Linked DNA regions of Mus musculus: all the other regions are linked to region 1. The links are chromatin loops, found by intact Hi-C in ENCODE. Cell type or tissue: heart. All regions are shown on one strand.

Region 1 (8,000 bases):
TAAATCTAGCTGCAGATTAAATCCCCGCAGCACAACAGAGCCTTGAATGGAGAGGCTCCTTTTTGTGTGGTCCTTCCTCGGGAGCTGCCTGAACCATTAGCCCCAATATATCCCTCTCCCCATTAACTGCAATTCCCTCCCGACAGCGCTTCGGTCATTTGTCTCCAAGCTCTACGGGGGCGTTTGATGAGTAAAGAAACAAGGAGAGGAGAGAAAGGCGTCGGGTTAATGAGTTGTAGCAAATCCACACTTTGTAGTCGGGAGGAGGAGAGCTGGTGGCCAATGTTTGTCCAACTGGTTTATTTTTCGAGACCCAGGCTATTGAGGAAGGCCTGTTCGAGCAGCCTTCTTGCCTACAAACACACAAACATCCTTCTGTTTGCCTTCAAAGAAAAGGGGTGGGGTGGGGGGGACCAGCACTGGATTTGCATGCGAATGAGGAGCCCCAGGAGGAGACATCCTTGCCCATCAAAGGCCTGGGTAGACCCGCTGCCTTTGTTCCAACACCTGCTTGTCAGCACAGCCTGGCCAGGCGTGCCCCACACTCCGGGATCACCCGCCCAAGGCCCATGGTCCACTCCTCGGCCTACACCCAACGCCCTTACCGCTTTGGGCCCATACCTTAGGGCCTCTTACTGTACCCAGCATCAGTTCGCCGACCAGGTTTGCTGAGTAAAGCCCACAGCAAACGGCCAAATCTCAGAAAGAAGGCTGAACCTGGTGGTATGCAACAGACTAAACAAGCACCCAGCCTGACCAAAAGCAGGTTTGTGGTCTGCTGCCCGCGAGGGTGATGTGGGAGCCAAGCACAGGGACCCCAGGGCCAGCACTGGGCCACCCTGAACCTAGAGTACTGAAAACCTGTGGAGACAGGAATAGAACTCCTCTTCGCACTTTATTAAGATGTGTGATCATAAGAAAAGACATAGCTGTGATTCCCTGCTTCCAGGGCAGCTACACATTCATCCTCGGGGCGGCGGGGGGTGGGGGGGGGTGTGTGAATCGCACGGTTTTGGTTTTGCCTTTCTTCGCAATAACTTTCAAATCTAAAAGTCGGCGGCTCTGTGCGTTGCACAAGTCTACCTTCAGGAGTGCCATGCCTCTGTATGGTTTGCCTTTGGATCCAGTCTGCGAACGCCTCTGCAAAAGGGCTCCCGGGATGCAGAGGGTCTAGGGCTCCGGGTCTGCTTTCTTTAAAATCTATATTAAGAGTACAAGAGGCCTTTGAATATAAGATCTTCACCTACAACTTGCTATATATTTAGTGGTACTTTTCAGGTGTAAATATCTTTACTCTAACCTCAAATTTACCATCCTCCACAAATCTCTTGAGGGTGGGGAGCAAACAAACAGAATTTCATCTTGAGGTTTTGAGTCTTTTTCTTCTTCAGAAGAGACCAGGCTTCAAATATGGCCAGCCCTGCACAGTACTGGCCTGTTATGCAGACGTCATGATTGGATAGGTTCAATCTGTGAGTCTTCAGATATCATAGTGTGTACACTTACCACACTTTAAAGAAACTGAATAAACAGATCTCTACTGCAACCTGCTGACCCAAAGCATTCAAATTATGTGTTACATATGCACCCATCTGCTATAAGCAGGGCTCGCAGTACCATCTGTACTTAACCAAGACTAGCCTCAGCTTTTGCAAGGAACTATAAGTTGAATCTAATCAGCACTGAAAGCCTTAAAATTTGAAAAGGGATGCCCTAAATCACCCAAATTGTTTATTTAGTTCTGTAAACACCCAGGTACTTTCATCTTTAAATCTTTGAACCACATACCCTGTTAAAGTTGACAAATTCTCTTGCGCTTGGGTTATTCATTTTAAGCCAAAATCCCAGGCATCTTGCCTTTGCACTCAGAACTCATTTGTATAATTCCTGGACTCGCTTTTACCTTAAAGACCAGAACTTTCATATACAATTCATGTTATAAATGTAAATATTTGCTTATCCAGAACCTTTACGCTTTTAAACAGATAATCTCCTCATCTCTTTTTGCTGTTAAAATTGTAAACCCAGAGACCGGCCCTGCTTGTGTTGTTTCCATCACAGTTTAACATAGTGTTTGAGCATTTTTTTTTTTTACAACATCTTGCTGATAAGTGAGCAGAAATTAACTCGAGAATTTTGAAAATAAAATCGAATACTCCTGTTAAATTACCTTAGAATGACTAAACCATCTCCCTGATCTCAAAGATGGACAAAGCTTGGACTTGGAATTATCTAGCAAAGTAACGGCTTTCATTTGCTGTCACTAAAAACAAGTTCTGTGCAGCGGATGGCTTTGACTTGGAAAGTTTAAATGAAGAAGAACTGTGGCAGCATGGTATCCCGGTTTTGTTAGTCTTTCTTTGAAAGTACTATTTAAGTAGATCCTGGACTGAGTTCAGACTCATCTATTCCACCTTTTTCTTCTTAACAGAAAAGAAACTAAGAAAGGGACAATTCAGCCAATTACTTAGGTGGCTTTTCTTTGAAAATTAAGCATTTTATTTCTGAAAAAAAGTGTAAAAATCTTACATTAGAATAGTACAATAATAATTGCCAGTAAAATTTACAATACTCCTTGCAAAGAATACGTAGTAAGTACAAAATAAAAATTCCGCATGTCCATTATGATACAAAACACAGGTTAAAAATAGGAAATGGTAAATTTCGACTTATTTCTTGTGTAAACATGTTAATTTTTTTTCTTTCCATGAAAAAAGTCTACCAAACAAGTGTGAACAAGTAGAGGCATTTCTTGGAGACTTTTACTGGTTTTCTATAAGCTGCATTTAAACATTACTGATTTTTTAAAACGCCTGGACCTGAGAATCTCTACACCTCAAAAAGGGCTTAGTTTTGATGATTTTGCTTGTTTTGTTTTGTTTTTTCTCAATTTGTCAAAAGTCAAGGAAATTCCTAGTGCCAAGACAGAGCGACTCCCCTCCTTCCCACCCCAAGTCAGGGTTGCAGCATAGGGCGATTTTGCATAAATAGATGGACCCTCTGAGCTAAACTGCGCGGCGCCCCAGCTGTCGCCCAACACAGTCTGGTCCAAGAATCCGAAGCGGCGAAAATGGGGGGCGCGGGGTCTCCGAGGACCGGGAGGGGCGAACGAAACCAACCCCCCCATCCGGAGAAAGAAGCCGGGAGTCCTACCTTCGCTCTCCCGCGCGCTAACGACGTTCCTAACAATTGGAAATCCTAGCAGTAAAGTTCTCCACACTGGACAGCGCTGTCCCTTGGTGCAGAGTCCCCAGCGCGGCGGACGAGGACACGGAGGAGGCGGCGGCCGCGGCGGCGACCACGAGCGAGCGGGTGAGCGCGACGGCGGGACCAGCAGCCGCCTGTACTGCGCAACCCCCGCCCCCGGGTCCCGGGGCGGTCCCGCTGGCGGCCCCGGACGAGACGTGCGCCCCGGCGGCCGCGGGACCCCGAGTGCGCCCGATGAGGCTCTCGATGGAGAAGGGCGAGCGTGCGAGCGCTGCGGCGCCCGGGCCTCCCGCCTTGACTGCGGCCGCCTGCAAAGGGCCGGGCAGGGCGGCAGCCAGCGCGTGTGACCGGTAGCCGAAGGCGGTCCGCGCCAGCTCGGCGGCCGCACCGGGAGGCGGCGGCGGAGGAGGAGGAGGCGGCGGGGGCGAGTGCGGATGGAAGGCGGCGGCGGCTGCCGCGGCGGCGGCAGCGAAGAGCGCGGAGGGCGGCGCGCAGGGTGGCAGCTGCAGGCCGTAGGCGCAGCCGTAGGCTCCGTAGCCGCAGGCGGGCGGTGGCGGCGGCGGCGGGAAAAGCGCGGCGCCCGGGTCCCCTGCGCCCGCCGCCGGCCCCGCACCGCGCAGCAGCAGCGCCTCGGCCGCCGCGTGGGGAGCGAGTAGCGGCTGGCGCTTGAAGCGCTTGCGGCGCCGCAGGAAGCTGCCGTTGTCGAACATATCTGCGGACTCCGGGTCGAGCGTCCAGTAGTTGCCCTTGCCCGGGTTGCCCGGTTCGCGCGGGATCTTGACGAAGCAGTCGTTGAGCGACAGGTTGTGACGGATGCTGTTCTGCCAAGCGGGGAACTTCTCCCGGTAGTAAGGGAAGCGGCTGCTGATGAACTCGCAGATCTCGCTGAGCGTCAGGCGCTTCTTGGGGCTCTGCAGGATGGCCATGGTGATGAGCGCGATGTACGAGTAGGGCGGCTTCACCAGCGGATTCTTAGCGCCCCCGCCCGTGCCCGCGCCCGTACCACCTCCCGCGCCGCCTCCCGCTCCGGCGCCGCTGCAGCCGCCCGACCCGGTCCCCGGGGCGGGCGCAGGACCCGGAGGCGCGGGGGACGCGGCGGGCCGGGAGGCCAGCAGCAGGTCATCGTCGTCCTCCTCCTCCAGGTCCTCGAGATCGTCCTCCCCGGCGTAAGAGCGCCTCCGCCGCTGGGCCGAGCTCGGCAACCGGGACCCGCCGCCGCCGCGGCCGCCGCCGCCCTCGTCGTCATCGTCCTCCTCCTCCTCGTCGTCCTCGCCCTCCCCCACCACGTCGATGTCTGTCTCCTCCGCGAGGCCGGAGGCATCGGACATCTCCGTGCTCAGGGTCATAGCTGGGGCGGCGCGGTGGCGCGGCGGCACATAGGGGCACCGGGCTCCCGGCTCCCTGGCCTCCCCAGGCCGATCCCGGAGCGGCGGACCCGGAGCGAGGACGCCACTCTGCGACGCGCGGCTGCAGGAGGTGGCTGGGGCCGCTCCGCTCCGCTACTTGGCGAGCAGGGCTGTGCGAGGTGTTTGCGCTCCCCGGCTCGGCGGGCACCGGGTGGCGGGCGCTCTAGACTTGACCTTTTCCACTGTGGTCCCTTTAGCCCGGTTAGTCCAGGAGGGGGTGGCTGGACCCTGGCGGGCCAGTCGGTGTCGGGCGCCCAGAAGGGCGCGGGAGGAGTGAGAATCTAGAAACGGAGCTCGGCAAGGCCAGGGCTGAGTCCAGAAGAGGGCGGACCTTGTCTGTGCTTATAGCAGAAGGGGGCCTGTCACATGGTGTGCACGTCAGAGCGCGGCCCAGGGAAGGAAAAGAAAGGCGAGGGAATCGGCGTGTAGGAAGAGAAAGTTCACCCGCAGGAGGGGCAGCAGCAAGAGTTGGAGACTGAAGCCCACTATTTCTTGCCAAGATATTGGCTATCCTGAATCCCACCCTAGCCAGCCGCGAGCCGACCCGAGAGCTACAGGAGTTCAAACCCCCAGCCTTATTCTCCCGGATTAGCCCTCAACCCTAATCTCAAGCGCTCCGGGGACGCTTCGATTGGACAACCCAGTGGCCTGTAGGAGTCATCCCACTGGGGACAACTGCTCTATGTGTGAGGTGCTCACTGGAATATTGAGCGAGGGAGTCTGGTAGGGTGTCCCAGCTCTCTGGACTGGGCCAGTCTCCGCCTGTGGAATCTGATGAAAAATCCCCCATTTTGAGCACGGTAATAATTGTTTATTGACCCTTTAACCCTTTCCCTTCGGTTCTTCTCCAAAGACGTTTGTTTTCCGCCATCTGTTAATAAAAATGCGGTTAGGCTGGCGTTTTGGTCATTTATCTGCAATTGAATGCCCTAGAGACTTGACAGCTAAACTAAGCCACTCTAATGAGAGCATCTCACAAATTCCATGGGAATAGAGCAAGCAATGGTTGAATGAGGAAAAGAAATAGAAAATTGTAATGAAAACCCAAACACACACAGAAATTACACATAGCAGCAACTCAAACACTGTTGAGATGTTAGGAAAAAGAGCGCTATACTTTTCAATAAAAGGTATTTCTAAAGGAGCATTTCACACTACTTTCTAAATACTGGAATTATTATAACTTACACACAGTGTTGTTCCGGAAGGATTGATAGTAGAAAGGACAGTAGCAAAGATGAACTTTGAGATCAATTTTTTATTTTGGAAAATACATTAAATGCTTTTTATACTCTTTTTTTTAAAAAAAAACCCGACTTTTAAATTTTAAATGCAGGATGCAACTCCACTCGATTCATTTTTCTTCCAAGTGGCAAGCTAATAGGGATGATTAAAGTATTATTCTGTTTTAAGGTCACCTGTGTTTACCACCAGCTAAATGTTTTGTTCTGGCTGGCGGGAAATCCGAATAATTGTGTAATCCGAATTCATTTTGATAGCCTAGCTTTCTGGATGTTTGCCTTTTCTGAGATGTTTCGATTTCAAATAGGGAACTTTGCCTTACCAGTTTAACTTTCTGGTTAAAATCGCCATTTGCCAAGAACTGAATAAAAATTCAATGGCTTTCTCTAGGAACAATCTCAAATGCTCTGTGTGTCATTGTATCAACCAAGTGTTTCTTACTTCCTGAAGTGACTTGTTCTAACTGGTATTCATCACAAAAATAAGCTGTTGCCCCATCTAATACTTCTTTTCAAATCAGATTTCGTTTTCTCCAATGGGTAACCACCAGTTCCACTTGTAAATGGTCTGTAAAGTCTACTAGAGATCTTTAAAAGATCTATGAGAATGCCTTGCGATCTGAACGCGTTGATTTTCATTGCCTCTCATTTGATGTATGACTGGACCATCTAATTATTGTAATGGGCTCTGATTAACCTGCGCCAACATTAATCAGGCAGCGAATGCTTTGTTGATGCAGACAGGCGTCCTAACCAAGGAGTCCACTTTTACATCAAAAGTTTAAGTTTTATTAGTGCTTGCCCGATATCTAAATAAACACTATGGTTTTCGCAGTGCTGAGGGCTGCTGCGTACAAACGTATTTGAAGATGGAATACAAGAAGAATTGTTCGCAGGTTATTAGTAACGTTAGAGGAAAATCTCTCTGCTCAAGATTTGCAATTTGTCTGTCCTAGAAGGGTCTGGGAGTTGAGAGCTTATGTTCCGTTTGCAATATCGCCCCCAAAGGGTTAAAGGGCTGTTTCCTGGAAATGTTTGGGGAAACGTGGTAAATTACCTTAAAGTCACTGGCGGGGGGCGAGGAATGTGGGGATTTGCTGGATTTGACAGACCACCTCAACACACTGGGATCAATGAAGGTACAGAACAGGTAACCAGAGATTTGAGTGAGCTTCACTAAAGCCATCTTTGGGCACTCCACCAGTTTTGTTTGCTTTAGTTAAGGTACCTATAGCCCCTTAGCTGTTCAGTCCAGAAATTTCCCAGCCTGGAAACCTTGCTGGGAATTCGTGCCTTGCTCATCCTCTTTCTGCCTTCCTGGTCCCTAGCTCTCAGAATCTCCTGACTCCCTGTCTTTTCTCCAAGGATGGAAAGTCCCCCATCCCATCCCATCCCATCCCATCCCATCCCATCCCATCCCATCCCATCCCATCCCCTCAAGCTAGTACAGGGGCCAGAAATCTTTCCCAGAGGTGGGCAGGACAGCCATTTGGAACCAAGAGCCATCCCCACTCCCATCCCCCACTCCTTGGCCTGAAAGCGCGCACCAAGAAAGCAGCTGGTGGTTATCCTTGCAATGTAGGAGCTCGGCAGAACTGCCCCCTGGTGGTAGTGTGGAGTCCTGCTGTCCCTTGGGTTGGCCTGGGCACCCGGTGCCACCGGTGCCACCGTGGTGGCTAGAAAATCCCCAGAGCAGAAAGTGTCTGGTAAGGCCCTAGATCTAGTAGTCTCCTCTGAGGGACAGGGACTGAGCCCGCACAACAGGCTTCTTCTCCTTGGGGTTCGAGTTAATCAGTTTTATTCTCACAGGCTGTTTGGGTCAGGGGCCTGAACCCCCCAGAGCTGAAGTCACAGGATTTGGCACCAGCTTTGGGAAGAAGGCTCTGCCTCAACTCCCTTCATCTTTGTCACAGGCCCAGAAAATTCCTTTGAGGAGAAACTTGGGTATGTAAACTCAGAAGACAAGAATCTAAATGTGCTGGCTGATTTTATGTCAACTTGATGTAAGCTAGAGACATTTTGGAAGAGGGAACCTCAGTTGAGAAATTGTCCCTACCAGATTGGCCTGTGGACACAGCCTATGACACATGTCTTCATTGATTGATGTGTGTGTTGTGGGGGTTGGGGGTGTGGTCCAGCGCACTGT
Region 2 (8,000 bases), 220 kb before region 1:
AAGATCGGATGCCCTCTTCTGGTGTGTCTGAAAACAGCTACAGTGTACTTACATATAATAAACAAACAAACAAACAAAAAAACCCTACAGGACATATTTCACACACACATCTGCATCTATCTTTATTTTTTAAAGATTTTTTTTATTATTATACATAAGTATACTGTAGCAATCTTCAGATGCACCAGAAGAGGGCATCAGATCTCATTACCGGTGGTTGTTAGCCACCATGTGGTTGCTGGGATTTGAACTCAGGACCTTCGGAAGAGCAGTCAGTGCTCTTAACCACTGAGCCATCTTGCCAGCCCTGCATCTATCTTTATACTCACAGATAATACTTGACTCATTTATAGATACACAGGATCACATCTCTCTATACATCCACTTCCATACAGACCCTGGTAAAACCCTTCTCTCTTTTATAATTTGTTTTTAATCATCATTTGTTATCTTCCTGCCTGAGGGTGAAGCAGCCTCCATGGAGGGAGAGTATGTGCAGATCTTTGTAGGGAGGAAGAGAGTCCAGAGCCAGCTTTCCCCAGCTGTTTTGCATCTCTTCATAGATGGAAAAGGTGCTTGAAGTTTGCCATGATTGTGATTTTACTGGGAAGGCTGAGGTAGGACAAAGATGAGCCCAAGGCCAACTTGGACCCAAGAATGGCCTGTGTCTCAAAACACCAAAACAGTAACAGCCCTCAAAAGTGGAAGCTGAGCTCCTCTGCAGACAATGGAGCCTGCAATCGGCTCTAGAATTTAATGTCCTCCATTTGTGGGGGGCAGGTGGCTGCCAGCAGTCCCCCAAGGCCTCTAACTCCTAAGGGGTATTAATCTGTTTAATAGCTTGGTTCTAAGCCATGGGGGGTTTCCCAATTCCAAGGTCTTGTTTGAACTTTCTTTCTAAATCTGGTACTCTGCTTGCCTTATGAAACCAGAGCTGCGTGCTGGGCAACAGACAAGTAGGCCTGTGTGTCATTTGCTCTCAGGAGAATGGTCTTGGAGTTGTGTCTTGTTGCTGGCACTCAAAGGGTATGGGACCTGGCGGGTGGGATGTAGGGGGTGGGCAGACTTGCTAAGCGAGTTCCACAGGGGACCCTGTCTCTCCCACCCCCATCAGGCCACCTTTGACTCTGGAGCTGCTGGTGGTGGCTGGAGAGGCTGCCTCCCCTAACCCTCCACTGCCAAGATTCAGCAGCTCCTGGTTGCAGGGGCTGAGGACTAAGGATTCTATCTTTCCATCAGGCCTTATAGGGAAAGCACCTTAAGTCCCTTAACTCCCGGGACGTTCGTAATTAAGCTTAACGTTTTTCATTCCAAGGCCAATCTGTGTTCACTCCTAGAACCAGCAGGTTTCCTTTGCCAGAGGAGCCAATTCAGGGCCATCCTAGTGCAGACAAAACTCCATAGCGCTTTCTAAGCAAGGAGAGGTGGCCCAGGCCTGTTAGTCAGCACTTGGGAGACAGAGGCAGAAGAGTCATGACTTCCTGGCCAGTCTGTGAGACACCCCTCACCCAGTTTAAAAAACAAAACCAAAGGAAACGGACAAAACAACCTACGTTTAAAACTTCGAGCTAATTTATCTCCAACGTCACAAAGCTTCACATCTCCACACCTCGCTCCCCACAACCCTGGCGATTTTGGAATGACTGCATTCAAAAGGCTGGCAGGCCCTCCCTGTGGGCTCTTAGGAGCCCTATGCCCACCTCCTTGCTACATCCTAAGATCCACACTGGGATCTGCTGTGCTCCTACCCAGCATTCCTTGGTTATCAGTTTGTTTGAGGTGCGGCCTAAACCCTATGGAGTCACCCTGGCACACCAAGCTTGGTTTTTGTAGGGCACAGATTCAGACATCTTACATCATTTTCACCCCTCCCTTTGGAACTGGCTCACGGGGACCTGGCCCACACAGCAGTTTAAGCAAAAATGTTATAATTCTGATTTGGTATATAGTCTATGGGAGTTCTTGCTGTTTAATGCGCTTCTCTCTGTCTCTGTCTCTGTCTCTGTCTCTGTCTCTGTCTCTGTCTCTGTCTCTCTCTCTCTCTCTCTCTCTCTCTCTCTCTCTCTCTCACACACACACACACATACACACACACTGTGGCATAATAAATAATTCCATCTCTTAGCCAAAGCTCTGGAAATGAATATTACATTTTCATCTCTTGGGCCAACACTCTAAAATTGAATGTTCAATTCCATGGTTTTTAAAAGTTGTTGAAGCGACTGTGGCATGATGAAATATATGTAGTATTAAATCTCAGAAACAAAACAAACCCCAAAACCCAAACCGAAGCTCTCTCTTCAGGACAGCCTGATTAAGGCAGCTGGAGAAAGAAGGGAGCTGGCTGTGGAGTCAGGAGCAAGGAGGTCTCTCTTGCTGTCATCAGAGTCTTCTGCCTAGCCCCCCTCGACAAATAAATAGAGCACTGATTGTCTCTAAACATGAGCTAATCCGGGAAAACATCCCCTGCCCTCCCCCCAGCAGCCTCTGTACCAACCCATTTCTCCACAAGGAAATGTTTGTGACTTTGAAAATAAGCAATTTATAATTTCCTGAATTTTACTCTTCCTGGACAAACTACACTTTTTCTTATCTAGAAACATGATCTTTTCTTCTCTCAGATCTTTTCAATTATTCTAAAGAAACCAGGAACCTACAATTTAAAAAGTAAAACCGAAGGGAGGGGAAATCCATCTAGAATTATACACTTTATACTGTATTGTAATTTATACTGCATTTCAATCTCCAATGGGCTGTGTGCATTTTAATAAATGCTGGCGATTAGGGCAATGAAAAGAGATATTCAGAAAACACGATTTTCTTTCTATTCTTGGTAGCCAATCATGCTACCCTAACTGGTTATGTTGTTGTTTCCTTAAACCCATGGGTGAGACTAAAGAGGGGGAAAGAAGTAGACAAGTGGGCAATTGCCTGGATATCTTTGTCAGTGATGGTAGCAGTTGCTATGAACTGGGATCTGGTATCCACAGGTAGCCAGTGGCAGGCTCGGGGGGATCACCCCAGTCACTTCTCCACCCAGTCCCAGGCTGCATTGGAAAAATTCGAAACCTAGAGTTTCTTGAAAGCCATAAAGCCACGTCCCCTCCGCCGACCAGGAGGCCCTAGGGTGCGTCCACGACAGAATGGGGTGGGGGCCTGGCGTCAGCTGGCTGATCTGTCTGGGACACAGCTGCAGGGACCGGAGCCCTTCTCGGACTCGGCTCCTTTCAGAAAACATTTTCCCCCTCGGATGTGGTTTTCCGTTAATTAATCACTCATGGGCCTGCGTCCGTGGAGCCGTTTTCCCACTCATCCTTCGGCTTCGCTACAATCCGCGTTTGGAAAGGGCCAATTGGCTCATTTCTTAGGGGTGGCTGGGCTGAGGATTCTAACATGGATCTGCTCTGTGGCTACTGCCCGCATGTTGCCAAACGACCTTGTAGAAGGTCTGCTTCCCTCTCCAGATCTTCTAGCCTGTAGGCCATGCTAGTCTTGAGCCTTCTCGGGTCTAGGCTGCGGCCTGGGTGGTCCAGGTGCTCAGGGTGGTCTTTGCACCGCATCATTCGTTCCTTTAGGATCCTTCGGCATCCCGCTGACACCAGCCCCGTTTCGCTCCTCCCCTGTCTTCCTTCGAGGGCCTCTCCGGGCCTGTCTTGGCCTCGGGCACTAGAACATTCTGAACTAGGCCAGACAAACTAGCCAGGCTGCTGACTGTGGGGTACCCTGAGGCTGTCTTCCCCTGGCCTTAGCTGTGCAGTATCCTCTTGGCAAAGCCTGATCCAGGCCCCAGCATCCTGCGGGCGGGGCAGGAGAGTCCCCACGTAGTGGGAGAACGCTAACTCTGTTCCCTATTTGTGTTTTAATGCTCTCGCCGCTTCCGAGCCACGAACAGAAGCCTCCTACGCGGGCCTCAGCTTTAAGAACGCATCCAGATGTGGCTGGGACCACCCTGTGCCTCGGGTGTCTCCAAATGTGGCGCAGGCCACCCCACGCCGAGCGAGGTGGGATCGGATATTCCCGTGTGTGGGTGTTGGTGGAGATTTTGGGCTGCTGGGCCTGTGAATTTGACTAGTGTAATCGCACAGTCTGAGGCCGTAGGAAACCTCTGCGTCCCGGGGTCCCTGTGCCACTATCAGCCGCAGGCAACGACGCACAGGGCATTCGCCTGGTGGCGCAGTGCTAGCTGGGGGTCCCAGTACCGCAGCGGGCTTCCCAGACCGCAATTCCTGGACGACAAAGTCCGCAGTGTTTGCGATCGGGGGATGGGCAAAGCGCGCACACGAATGTGGTGCGTGGACACGTCCCGCGACCATCCCGGAGGGTCTTCTGCCCACCCGCAGCCCGGCTCGGCGCGGTTCCCACCAGCCAGTGCTCGCGCTTCCTCCCTCGGTCAGCGATCCAAGCCGCTGGTCCAGCTGTCAAAACAGGGGGTGTCTCTTTCATTCTGGCTCACAAAGTCCCAAAGGGGAACAAGGGGGCCTTAATGCTTGTGTTTGGACACAAGCAATTATCCCTAATTATTCTTTTTCTTTTGAGCCTGCCCGTCCTGCGGGCGAGCCCGCCGAGGAACAGGCCCCGTAATCCTCCCCGGCCGGCGAAGCTCAGTGGGTTCTGTGCGGCCCGAGGCCCGGGCGCTTTCATGTCATTGCGGGTTTAGAGCTGATTCAAACTCATTGCGATGGGGGAATTAACCCCGAGGCCCTGGCTTTCAGGGGCCTCTGATAAGAGATTATACGTGTTGATGGCAAGCTTTTCCTGGCAAAATGTTTTCAAAGGGCTTGGAGTTGTTAAATCAAAGCGCCATTGAATTGCTCCGGGGGGGGGGGGGGGAGCCGCCCCCTCCCGCCCCCTCCCCCTCCTCCCGCCCTTCCCCCAACTCCATCCCATTCCCCTTCATCCATCCGCCCATGTCACAGCCCAGGACTGCCCACAGTGAGTAGCTCAGCCTCCTCAGAGCTGCACACCACCTTCTTTTTAGACAGTTTCCCTCCGTGTCTCACCCGGGGAGGGTTGTTTTTGTAGGCGCCTGCAACACCCTTCTCTCTTGAGGTTCCCCCACACAGGCGCAAGCTCTCTGGTCAAGAAAGCCTGCCTCAAGTGAAAAAGTTTCTCCCCAAAAGTGTGTTTTGCAGAAAACGAAGGCAACAGGGAGGGATATCCGGAGAAAGGATGGGGAATTTTCTCCTCCCAACCCCTACCAAAGGTCAGAGGAGTCAGAGGGGAGCCCCGGGGTTAAAATGTGCTGTGAGCAGAGTTCACACGTCCCAGTGAATCACCTGGTCTTTTTAGGAGTGGGTGGCAGCTGATGACAAGGGGCTAAGGTTGGAAGACTTTGTGGATGTGGATTCTGAGCTGGAGTAAGTCTATTCAGCAAATCTGTTCCAATTGTAATATACAAAGGATTAATTTGTACTCTGCAGCTCCGCACTTATGTGCAGTGTTCCGAGAGAATAAATAAATAAATAAATAAATAAATTCCTCCAGGGGTTCAAAAGGTACTACAGAGACCAGATAACTGTGTGCCTTTGAAAATGAAGTACTTTTAAATGTATAAATTTAAATATATACTTAGGCTTATTTATTTTGTGGGTAGGAGTGTTTTGCCTGCATGTATGTATGTGCGTACCATGTGCGTGCCTGGTACACACAGAGCTCAGAAGAACGTTTTGGATCCTCTGGAAGTGGAGTTACAGATGGTTTTGAGTCACTATGTGGGCGTTGGAAATCAAACCTGGGTCCTCTGCAAAGGCAACAGTGCTCTTAACCGCAGGGCCCCAATGAAGTAATTTTTAATGTCAAATATGTAAAACTGATGAGGACATTGTCTCTTGTCACTTTGTGCTCCGCTCCCCCTTGCACACTTACCACACTGTGTTGGTCGATATGTGTAGCCAGATTTCTTCAGCCTTCTCCAATACTCTGAGATTGAAACCCAGCCCTTTGAGTGCCTGCCTGCTCTGATAGCCTGCTTCTTTTCCCTTGGATGCCTCCCTTGGGAGAACTGAGGTGGGAATGCTGTGTTCTGCTGGAAACGGAGGGGTTTCCTGGAGAGCTGACTTCCTGCCTGCCTACAGCCCCATCACCCAGGACTTAGCTCTGACCACCACTGGCTGTGGACATTCACTGGAGTCTTACCTAGAGACAGTCTTACCTAGTGAAAGGCTTGATGGCTTCATGAAGGGAGTGGGTGCCCCACCCACTCCCTTCCTGTTTACTTTCCTCTTGGAACTCTTAACCACTCACATTCAATACGCCTGCCCATGAGCTGGTCCAAGTTATAACAGAACTTGGTGTTGAGCTGGCACCCACTGTGTCTGGCAGCTTCGAGAAGGATAAGCTGGGTCTTTGGTGGAAGTTTGTTTGCTGATGGCCTTTGATGGGCCCTATAGGAAGCAAGTCAGTTATGGCTTTTTTTTTTTTCAACATAGCTACAGAGTTTTGGCTCTTTATCTCCTAGCAGCTGGCTACTATGTACCTCCTCCTCCCCCCAGTTCCCCTGACCTTCTTTCCCCTCCCCATTTGTGTTATCTCTAAGGAAAATTTGTTTTTTTTTGTAATTTTAATCTATTTAAATAATAATGTTTAAAATTTTGCATCGCGCAGGCAACAGGCCCCAAAACAGGCAAGTGGGGTTACACCAAACTGAAGTGCCTCTGCACAGCAAAGGACATCAGTGACAGTGAAGAGAGAGCCCACCAAACCAGGGTAAATATTTCTAAATCAGTCATCATATACGGGAGTGAAAGCCCAAGTCCTCAAGGAAGGCAAACTACTCAGTAATAAGAAAACAAACAATATAGTCAGAAAGATGGTCAGTGGCCTGAAAAAAAAAAGATTCTTTTTCAAAGAAGATATAAAAATAAATGGTCAACAGATATATGAAAAAATGAAAATGGCGCTTATACGGTGAGACCTTCCATTCCGAAACCGTGCTCTCAGTTCCAGCACACAGGAGGAGCCAGTCTGGGCTACATCAGGAGTCTCCAGAAACCTAGAAAACAAACAAACCAAACGATGGAAAATCAGTGTCCACGGGGCATGGAGAAGAGGGAACGGTGTACACAGTCACATTGTAAAATTGGTGCAGATGCTTTGAGGAATGACATGAAGGTGCCCCAAAATAACCCAGCAGAGTTCCCGTGAGATCCAGCCAACCTATTTCTGTAGATTCATCTTGAAGAAACTGAAATCTCTGTGTCAAAGTGCTGGCTGGGCTCCCATGTCCGTAGCTGCCTAGTTCACAATGCCAGATACAGAAACAGTTGAAATGTTTGCTCAGGGCTGGGGAGAGGGGATATGAAAGAAACATATCCTGATTGTGGCTGATTCCAGTGAGGTTTCTTTTAGGGACAACGCAATGTTCTAAAATGGATTGTGGTCATGGGTGCACAATTCAGGGAGGATACTAAAAAGCAGTTGAATGGAGTGCTCCGTGGATGAACTGCACGGCATTGTGTCAGGTAAGCTCGTTTTGTGCTGCTACAAGACTTGAGATCTGTACAACTGTACAGAGCCTCCTTTGGCCATTGTCTAGAGGCAATGAGGTCCTGGAACTTGGTTGCTTAGCATCTTGTGCAGGTCTTCCCTCTGTATTATAACATGACAAAGGAACCTCTTGGCAAGATGGAGCAAGAATGCTAGCGTGGGTCTCTCTTCCTTTTGTTACTAATGCCATTTGGAGGCTTCACCTAGATGCCTCTCCTCATCTTAATTCCTTCCCAAAGGCCTCACCTCCGACAACCTTGTGAGTTGTGGACTACATTCCAGTGAATGAATTGGAGAAACGCGTACCCTCAAACCACAGTGTGGATAAAGTAGGGCGTCTGCAAAGGAATGCCACAGGAAGGGGAAGCAGCCACAGCTCTGGGTACCCAATGCACAGCTTGGCTGGTGTGAGTGGACTGGATTGATGGAGAAGGAGGGAATCGTAGCAGAAGCCAAAATGAAGTATGGCGGCTGCCGAGGGGGTGCTATGAGCCGTCTACCCAGTGAGGTATGAA
Region 3 (8,000 bases), 230 kb before region 1:
CACACATGCCTTTCTCAAACATACTCTCATGCATGCACTCAAGGAGAACTACACACACACACACATAAAACACACACACACACACACACACACACACACACACACACACACACACACACACACCCATCCCCAGCTCTCACCTCGGATCCCAGGGTGCCTTCAGATCTGACCAAGTAATTATGTCTACGGGCTTCTGTTTTGCGGTTCCCTATTAAGACGCCTGGGCAGTTCGGAGTTTTCACATTTCCAAACCTCTGACTCTGCTCAACCACATGAGCTCTGCTCAGAGGGGCACTGGAGAACTGGGACTATTCTCCAGCACCATGGCTACCAGGTCTGTGCATCTATTCACGGACCTGGTACCCACCCCCCGGGGAGACTGAACAGGACTGGAAGCCCAGGCTTTACCAGGCTTCATTGGCTGGGGTGGACCCTGGCCATTGACAGATAGTTCCGTGGTGGTTGCATGGGGGCAAGGCTGAAGGTCACTGAATCAGAGCAAAGGGTCCATCCATGAGGTCCTTCCCTGGACTTCCTTTCCCTCTGAAGAGGCACTTTCATGAAGTGACGCTAGGCCCTCTGCCGTGTCACAGCGAATGGAACTTTCCCCATCCTGGCCTTTGAAGGGGAGGATAAGTCCACACACAGACCTGTGCATGAAGTGAGCAGAAGTTCAACGTGCCAGCAATTTCCCATGATGCCACTGGCCTAAAAACTTTCAACGGAAGCCTTATTTGCAGCCTAATGTGGTTTTAGAAACAGCAGTAGGCAGGCTGCTTCCATAGAGGAACCCCCCAAGGAAGACGAGGGAGCCTTCTGACTAGGAGTGAACTGGGTAACTAGGAGTTCCTACAGGTGGCCTGGGGTGCTTGCTGGATGTGTGAGCTAATCTCTGAGAAAGGAGAAAGAAGAGCATCGTTGGGATTTGCTGAGAAGGCACGTGTGTCTGAGGGTGCAGCTTCAAGGACATCAGTTAACCATGTTAAGCCCCAGCTTCATCCTCCATATGAAGTTCCTCCCAGCAGGTCCTCAAACAGACCTTAGTGACGAGACGGCAGATGGTAACTCTTCCCCTAAGGGAATAGCTGGGGACACGGTTTCATTCTTCATGTTGTATCGGTGTCCCCTTCAAAACAAGAACGGTATTCTTTTATCAAGCCGTGCTAACAAGCTAACCGGCGCCGTGATGTCTTACTATTAAAAAGCAGCTACCAACTTCAGTGGCTTAAAATAATGCAGATTTATTAGCATACAGTACCGGAGGTCAGAAGTCTGAAATGGGTCTCACTGGATTCAAATCAAGATGTTGGCAAGGCTTCCTCTGCGGAGCCTCTCAGGGAGAATCCATCTTTTTGACTTTTCCAGCTTCTAGAGGCTCCCTGCATTCCTTGGCCCACGGCCTCTCCCTTCATCAGAACTAGCAATTTGGCATCTTCAAATTTTTCTGTCTGTCACTCTCCTGCCTTCCTCCTGTACTTACAAAGCCCCTTGTGACTACATGGGGTCCACACAGATCATTCAGGAAAATGTCCCCATCTCAAGTCATAGACACCTCTGCAAGCCTTCTTTGCCAGGAAAGGTAGCAGCCACCACTCTATTATTAGCATGTGGACCTGCCCGGGGAGGCCTACTTTATCTGAGAGTATAGTGAAGTTAAAGGTTTCACTCTTCCAACTTTTGCTGCCAACTGTGGACGCTCACTGCTGCTTGCCCAGTAACAGATGTCGATAGAGGGCGAAAGAAAATATTCAACAAATAAACTTCACCAGGAGATTCACAGACTGCCAGTTGGGGAGTTTGGTCATTTCCCTCACAGAGACAGGAAGGTGTGAACCTGTTTACTTCTGGCTGTGATTTTATAGCTCCTGACACACCAAGGTTGTAGTTTTCGCTTGTAAAATCATGCCTAACACATTTGAGAGGTCTGATGGTCTCCGTGGCAACCTGCGGAGATGACTAATTTTGCAGGTAGTTTAATCTTTGGGGAGTCTACCGCCTGGGGATTAGAACCTGACTGAGGCTAGTCCTCCTCCGAGACAAGAGCAAGCAGGAAGAGAAGACTACCACGCACGTCAGTTCGGAATATGTGACTTTTTTTTGTACTTTTCCAACCAGTCAAGAACTCATATGTGGAGTTTGGACTGGAAACTGGAACTCAGTGGGAGGTCTGTGCGAGTGGAGGATGGGGTGTTCCAGGCTTTCACAACACAAAACAGGTGGTTTCAGCAGTGTTTTGGTGTGGAGGCAGAGGAGGGAAGAAGGGAGGGGTAAATACAGAGGGGGGAGGGGCTTCTGGGAGGATGGGACCCAACCTCCCAGATCTGCTCTGAACTATACAGAGTAAGAGATGAGACTGTGAACCTTCCTGGGTGTTGCTGGGGACAGCATAGGACTGTCCAGAGGCCCAGGTAGGAACCCAGAAGCTGGTCTGGCAAAGGCTTTTCTGTACGGGAAAACCAAAGTATAGCTCAGAGTCCTTAGAATGAGAGACATAAAGAAATGGAAGTCTAGCCAAGCAGGAACTTCCCCCAAAGAAGACTCGAGAGCCCAGTGGTAAATCTTTCCTCTTTCCGAGCTGTGATGTGGAGTCCAGCTACAGGCAGGACCAGCCCAGCCTGTGACAGGCTTTAATTATTTTAGCGTAAGAAATGTGTGCTTTGTAAACATACCAGATGTCTTTCTTTTGTTTATTTTAATTTTTTGTTTGTTTTATTTTTGTTGTCACGGATGTTGTTGTTTTAGTAGAACTTTAAGGATGGGGGGGGGGGGACAGGGTCCTTACCCTTGTTTGGGAAGGTCCAGCTGGAGAATCAGAGAATCTTTTTCCAGCTCAAGACCCTGGGGAGGTAAATCATGAAAGTGTGATAAATCAGGACCCCAGAAGTGGCTGCTCTGGGATTCCCTGGGGGGCTCTTAGTAACCTCCTCAACACATTGCATGGATGGGGGAGGCAATGGGATTGTGGAGGATAGAAAGGAAAGCACCAGGGGCTGGAGAGGTGGCTCAGCGGTTAAGAGCACTGGCTGCTCTTCCAGAGGTCCTGAGTTCAATTCCCAGCAACCACATGGTGGCTCAGGACCATCTGTAATGAGATCTGATGCCCTCTTCTGGTGTGTCTGAAGACAGCTACAGTGTACTCATAAAGAAATAATTCTAAAAACGGAAAGAAAGAAAGAGAGAGAGAGAGAGAGAGAGAGAGAGAGAGAGAGAGAGAGAGAGAGAGAGAGAGAGAGAGAGAAGCATCCCCTGTTAGGCATCAAAATGAACAAGTGATCAGAGCCCCACCTTTTCTCACAAGCCCAACAACCTCCTTACAGAGCTTCCTGGACAACAGGAAGTTGTTCATGGCTCGTCCACCCAATGCTGTTGCTGATCATTCCCTCTTTTCCACGAAGAGCACAACACATCTAAGCCTGCAGTCTTTGCAGCAGAACTGCCTGGCATCAATTAGCACCAACTTCTGGCGAATGGCAATCCTTAAACAAGCATGGAGATGTTCGCAGTGTGAGTATTTAACACGATCTATAAATGAGCACCCATGACTTGGCCCCACAAGGCAACCAGACTCAGGCAAATTGTGACCCTGTGACCCAGGGATAAGCCCGTGACCAGAATCAAGTCCAAGGGTCCAACTCCCCTCATCTTCATCAAGCTTTTCAGCCAACCACACAAAAACAGATTTCCCAGGGCTGACAACAGACGGATTAAGCCCAACTGCTCTTGTTCTAAGATGTCTTCAAAAACAAACAAACAAACAAACAAACAAACAAACAAACCAACCAAAGCCCACAACTTCCCTGTTCACAGTGGGGGAGAAGCTGTGGGTGTGGAAGCAGAGGGGGTGGGTAATTTATTCAGGAGCTGGGAAGCTGAGAAACAGATTTGAAGACAAATAACTTCAAAGCCCTCAAGAGAACGTCCATAAAACATAAGCCAGCCAGCCAGCCAGCGAGTGAGTCAAGCCCACTTGGAGTTTCTAGGGAGGAACGTTTACCAGCACCACGAATAATTTTTCATCTGTCACGAGATCCTGAACCAGCAGAAACCTGGATGACCACAGGGAAATGAGTCTCCATCTGCTCTTGGTTTCCCAAGCCATATTCGTCAGGGGCGCAGCAAAAGTCAGGAAGCCTACCCTCTTCAAGCACATTCGATTTTCACCTTGTTTGACAAACGGAGGATAGTATATTTTTTTGGCAGCTGAAATCCAGAAAGGCCACGCACCCACACTCGACCAGATGCGGAAGTCCTTTATAGGCAGTAACCTGAAACACATTCTTGTGCCTGGCCCTGCCAAAGGGCAGCCAGGCTGGTTCACCTGGGACGAAACTATGCCCTTGTCCATCTCCTAACTCCATACTGTAGATCCGCTGTCCTTCCACCGTAATCACGTGACTGCCCAGAAAGCCAGCCAGGTCCTTGGTCAACTGCCTTAGATGGCCAGCTCTGGAGGACCTTTCTCCTGTCAGAGCCCACAGGGTCTCCGTACCTCGGCGTCACCCAATCGACAGTTTTTCTGCTCGGTGCCCCCCCGGCCCCTGCCCCCCCTGCACTAACTCAAGTGTCTCCCATCGGGTCTGCGGCGGCGGCAGCGCTGGTCCTAAGTGACCGAGAGACCCACGCGGTTTTCCCTGAATGGCCACGAGGGGGCAGGAAAGAGGCTCGAGGCCGCAGGTCAACCCAGCTCCTGGTGGCGCAGAGGCGCGGAGCAGGGACAGAGCTGGCAGCCAGGAGGCGGCGGGGGCCCCCAGGAGTCCCGGGAGGACAGTGAAGAGACGCAGCTGGGTCCGCACCGACGCCGCCGCTCTGCGACTGGTCCGAATCCCTGGGTTCTGCTGGCGCGGCGACTCGAAACCGGGAGTCCTGCAAGTGGTCGCCAGGGAGCTCCTGGCTCTCTGAGCCGGGAGGTCCCTTCATCCCTCACACGGACATTTCATCCTGGGAAGAAAGGTGTCCATTTCTTCCCGCCTTCCCTTCTGCCTCTGAAACCTCCCTGCCCCGAAACTGGAGACCACTGTTACCCTTCCACCCGCCACCCCAACCCCACTATATATTTGCATACGCGGAGTGCAGAGTTGCTGAAATTAGCCCATTAGACTTTTGTGACTCAGGAGCCAGCTTTTGATATATGATTCACATTGGCTCCCTCAGCTACCAGTTTCCACAGGTTTCTGTCACCTCGCCCCAAGAAGATACCGTTCAACCGGTTCTCCTCTCTTTGCCAAGCTTTGTCCCTTTTTCTTCTCCCGGATTCGAATGCGTTCTGAATCCTTGGAACTGGAGCTAAACAATGGTTCTGGCTCAGCAGGGTCAACATAGATTTAAAAACAGACTGATCAAAGTTCAGTGGGATATTTGTGTGCTTTTGAGCGGACATTTAATTCTTTGATTAAAAATATTTTCCAGTTTTCTCTTTTAAGGAAAAAGAAAACTCTTGGCTTTAAAAATATTTGCAGTGCTTTGTTTCCTTGGTGATAATTATTTTGGAATATCTAATAAGATATATAAAAATGATAATGTAAAATTTTATTGTTTTTTTCAAAACAGACCTGGCTCAAAGAGACTAGGGAACTATTCTGATGCTAATAAGCAATCGAGTAAGAATATGATTTTAAAAGCCTTAACAGCAAAACCAAAGAAAGCCTGCTTTCCTCCTCTGGGCCTAGCTATCTGATGTTGTGTCTCAGTGGAAGGGAGCAGGTGGGCCCCTCCCAGAGCTCGGCTTGTCTGGGGCTACAGCCCCCCGCCCCCCCCCCCAGCCGGCCTCGGCTTCAGGCTCCACTCTCTCCCACCCCTTCCAGGAGGAAGCTAGTCCAACCTGACAGAGAGCAATGATCTCAGTGTACCAGCATGCAAACGAGGGACAGCGAGGCTCCTTCATGACACTGTGGCCCAGGGCTCCTAATATCTGCGCCAGTGGTTTGCTCCTTTTATGTCAGGATCTTCGGTTACTCAGTGTCTAGTTCTCCAGCAGGGCAGTGGCCCAGGCGGTCGGATTTTCCACTCGCTCTTCTGCTGGCTTTCTACCTCCACCCCTTGGAAATTCGGGCGATTTGCTTGCATCTCCAGCAGAGGGTAGGCAGGAGAAAGAAAAAAAGCTGCGGTTCTGAGTTGACTGTTCCAGGGTTGGTGGGAAAAGAGCCGCGCTGTTGGCTAAAATGAGATTTGGGGATTATCAGTGGATTTAATCTGGTCTCACATTTACCATCTCTGCAAATAATTAGAGATTACTAGTCACATTCAGAAGTTGCATTAACCTCAAAGAATTCACAGAAAATCTAAATAGGCTTAAATCCCATCCCGGGATCCAGAATGTGAAGTGCAAGCTACCGTTCCAGATAATTAACATTTTAGGCTCTCCCCTCCCACGGGGGCGGAGCTACAACGACACCTAGGTGTGTGAATAGACTTGAAATACAGTATGAAGGAGAGAATAGCCCAATAGGAAGAGGACCAGCCGTGCAACACTGCTTCCTTCTCTAGTCTCCAAGAGACTATTCTGATTCGGGAGGTGTTGAGAAGAGCTTTGTTTTTAGCATGTGTTGGAGGCCACCAGGCAGCGGTTGATTCGCAGGGCAATACCCACTCTGCTCCTGAAGATCATACTGGACATAGAGGCCTCCTGTGGGGACAGGGAAGGGGATTACAGAGAACTTTAGTCCAGAGCCCTGGTGAGAGAGCACCCTTACATTGGCAGTCAAGTGAGAATGCTGTTGGTCCTACAAAGTTCGTGAGAACTGAATGTGCTGGTGTCGCTGTGGTGGTTAACGTTTTCGGAGACGTTTCATAACCGTTCTTTGCTTGATCTCCATGGTAACTATGAGGTAGGAGAGGAGCTCTGACGAGGAAAGACCCAAAAACTAAGAATAGAGCAGAATTGGAATCTCAGCCTTCACCTGGCATCCGATTTTATAATACTCTAGCTTCTTATTTGGCTACATTTTCATCCTTGCTGTATGTGTTTTTTTTTGTTTTTTGTTTTTTTAAATGGCCACTACACTAAAATGAACTCACTTCTATTTGCTTAATTACATCGATTCTACTCCCGAGACAGACATCAGGGCTACATAAACATTGTCTCTCCTTTGGAATGCAAGCCCACTCCTTCGCTTCTTCCCACTGACTGCGTTTCTCCACCTTCATAATCAGCAGAGCAGCTCCTAAGTGACTGATGACATGCCATCCAGAAGCCACTTCATTCCCCAGGGCTTCCTTTCTGTGCCTGGAATTTGAGTGGGGACTGGGATTCTCCAAAGAAAATGAGCAAGCTCACCCAAGAATCCCCAGGCTCCAATAAAATGTTTAGTGTGTAATAACTTCAAATTGTTATATCCATTCATATTTTTAGAAAGATTTTAAAAAATACTCTGACATACCTCACAAGCTGATAGTCTGATCCATGCTCAAAAAAAAAAAAATCAGAACCAATCAACACCATTCATACAGTTGTGGTAGAGACCTCCAAAAGTGTTTCCTTCAACCTCTGCCAGCCTGGAGGTGGGGGTAAGGAATGGTAATATTATTATATAAATATCTGCACTGAGTTCTTGGAGAGAATTGCATGATGACCATATATGGTAAAAGGTACATCCCCACCCCCACTCCCCCAAGATGCTGCTATTGGAATATGTTAAAATGCATATGTCTCCGTTCTGTTCCCGAGAAGCTGGTGTGCAGATGTGAGGGGCCGGGCTTGTGGAAGCGCTGCTGTCTACAGCTTACATGTTGTCTACCAGGCCCCCAGAATGTTTTTTAAAAGGCACTGTGCAGAATGAGGCCCGGACCTTCTTTGACGTAATTGTCTTTCTTTGGAGAGACATCTTGAAGGAAAAGATGAAGATTTGAAAAGGGGATTAATCTCCTCAAACCGATCTGTAACTTTCCCTGTACTTTGTAGGAACTCTTTAAACACAACAATAACCACAGCAAATCCATCTCATGGTGGATACCTACCTGAGCAAAGTCTCTGTTTAAGGGGCTGGACGTCCCTCTCTGGTTTC

What was found. Hi-C counts contacts between places; a loop is a spot of excess contacts. Peaks named below come from ENCODE experiments on the same cell type or tissue, not always from the same donor. Only the 100,000 strongest peaks of a DNase experiment are listed, where the experiment ranks them.
Region 2: a loop joins it to region 1, with 3 times the contacts of the local background. A loop is called at or near these places in 13 of 42 quality-filtered maps.
Region 3: it touches region 1 in a loop (5-fold over the local background); 13 of 42 quality-filtered maps call a loop at or near these places.

Annotation. Positions count from the first base shown.
Region 1 is chr13:98,351,173-98,359,172 of GRCm38, reverse strand. It overlaps Foxd1 (forkhead box D1), which reads right to left and starts at 4,928. Exons shown (of 1, transcript NM_008242.2): 1 at 2,468-4,928. The coding sequence starts at 4,553. The coding sequence ends at 3,183. In heart, a CTCF peak has its summit at 7,456 (motif pointing left); a DNase peak (open chromatin) is centred at 4,922; H3K4me3 peaks cover 2,605 bases; H3K27ac peaks cover 1,625 bases; H3K27me3 peaks cover 6,659 bases.
Region 2 is chr13:98,569,312-98,577,311 of GRCm38, reverse strand. It overlaps Gm41033 (a long non-coding RNA gene), which reads left to right and starts at 2,723. Exons shown (of 7, transcript XR_873852.2): 1 at 2,723-4,001; 2 at 6,604-6,705; 3 at 7,348-7,460. In heart, no CTCF peak of the experiment used is centred here; no DNase peak of the experiment used is centred here; H3K4me3 peaks cover 2,182 bases; H3K27ac peaks cover 814 bases; H3K27me3 peaks cover 5,193 bases.
Region 3 is chr13:98,585,791-98,593,790 of GRCm38, reverse strand. No RefSeq gene overlaps it. Among named protein-coding and RNA genes, the nearest start is that of Gm41033, 15 kb to the right of the region's middle. In heart, CTCF peaks have their summits at 4,461, 4,664 (motif pointing right) and 6,098 (motif pointing right); a DNase peak (open chromatin) is centred at 4,660; H3K4me3 peaks cover 2,719 bases; H3K27ac peaks cover 1,367 bases; H3K27me3 peaks cover 1,471 bases.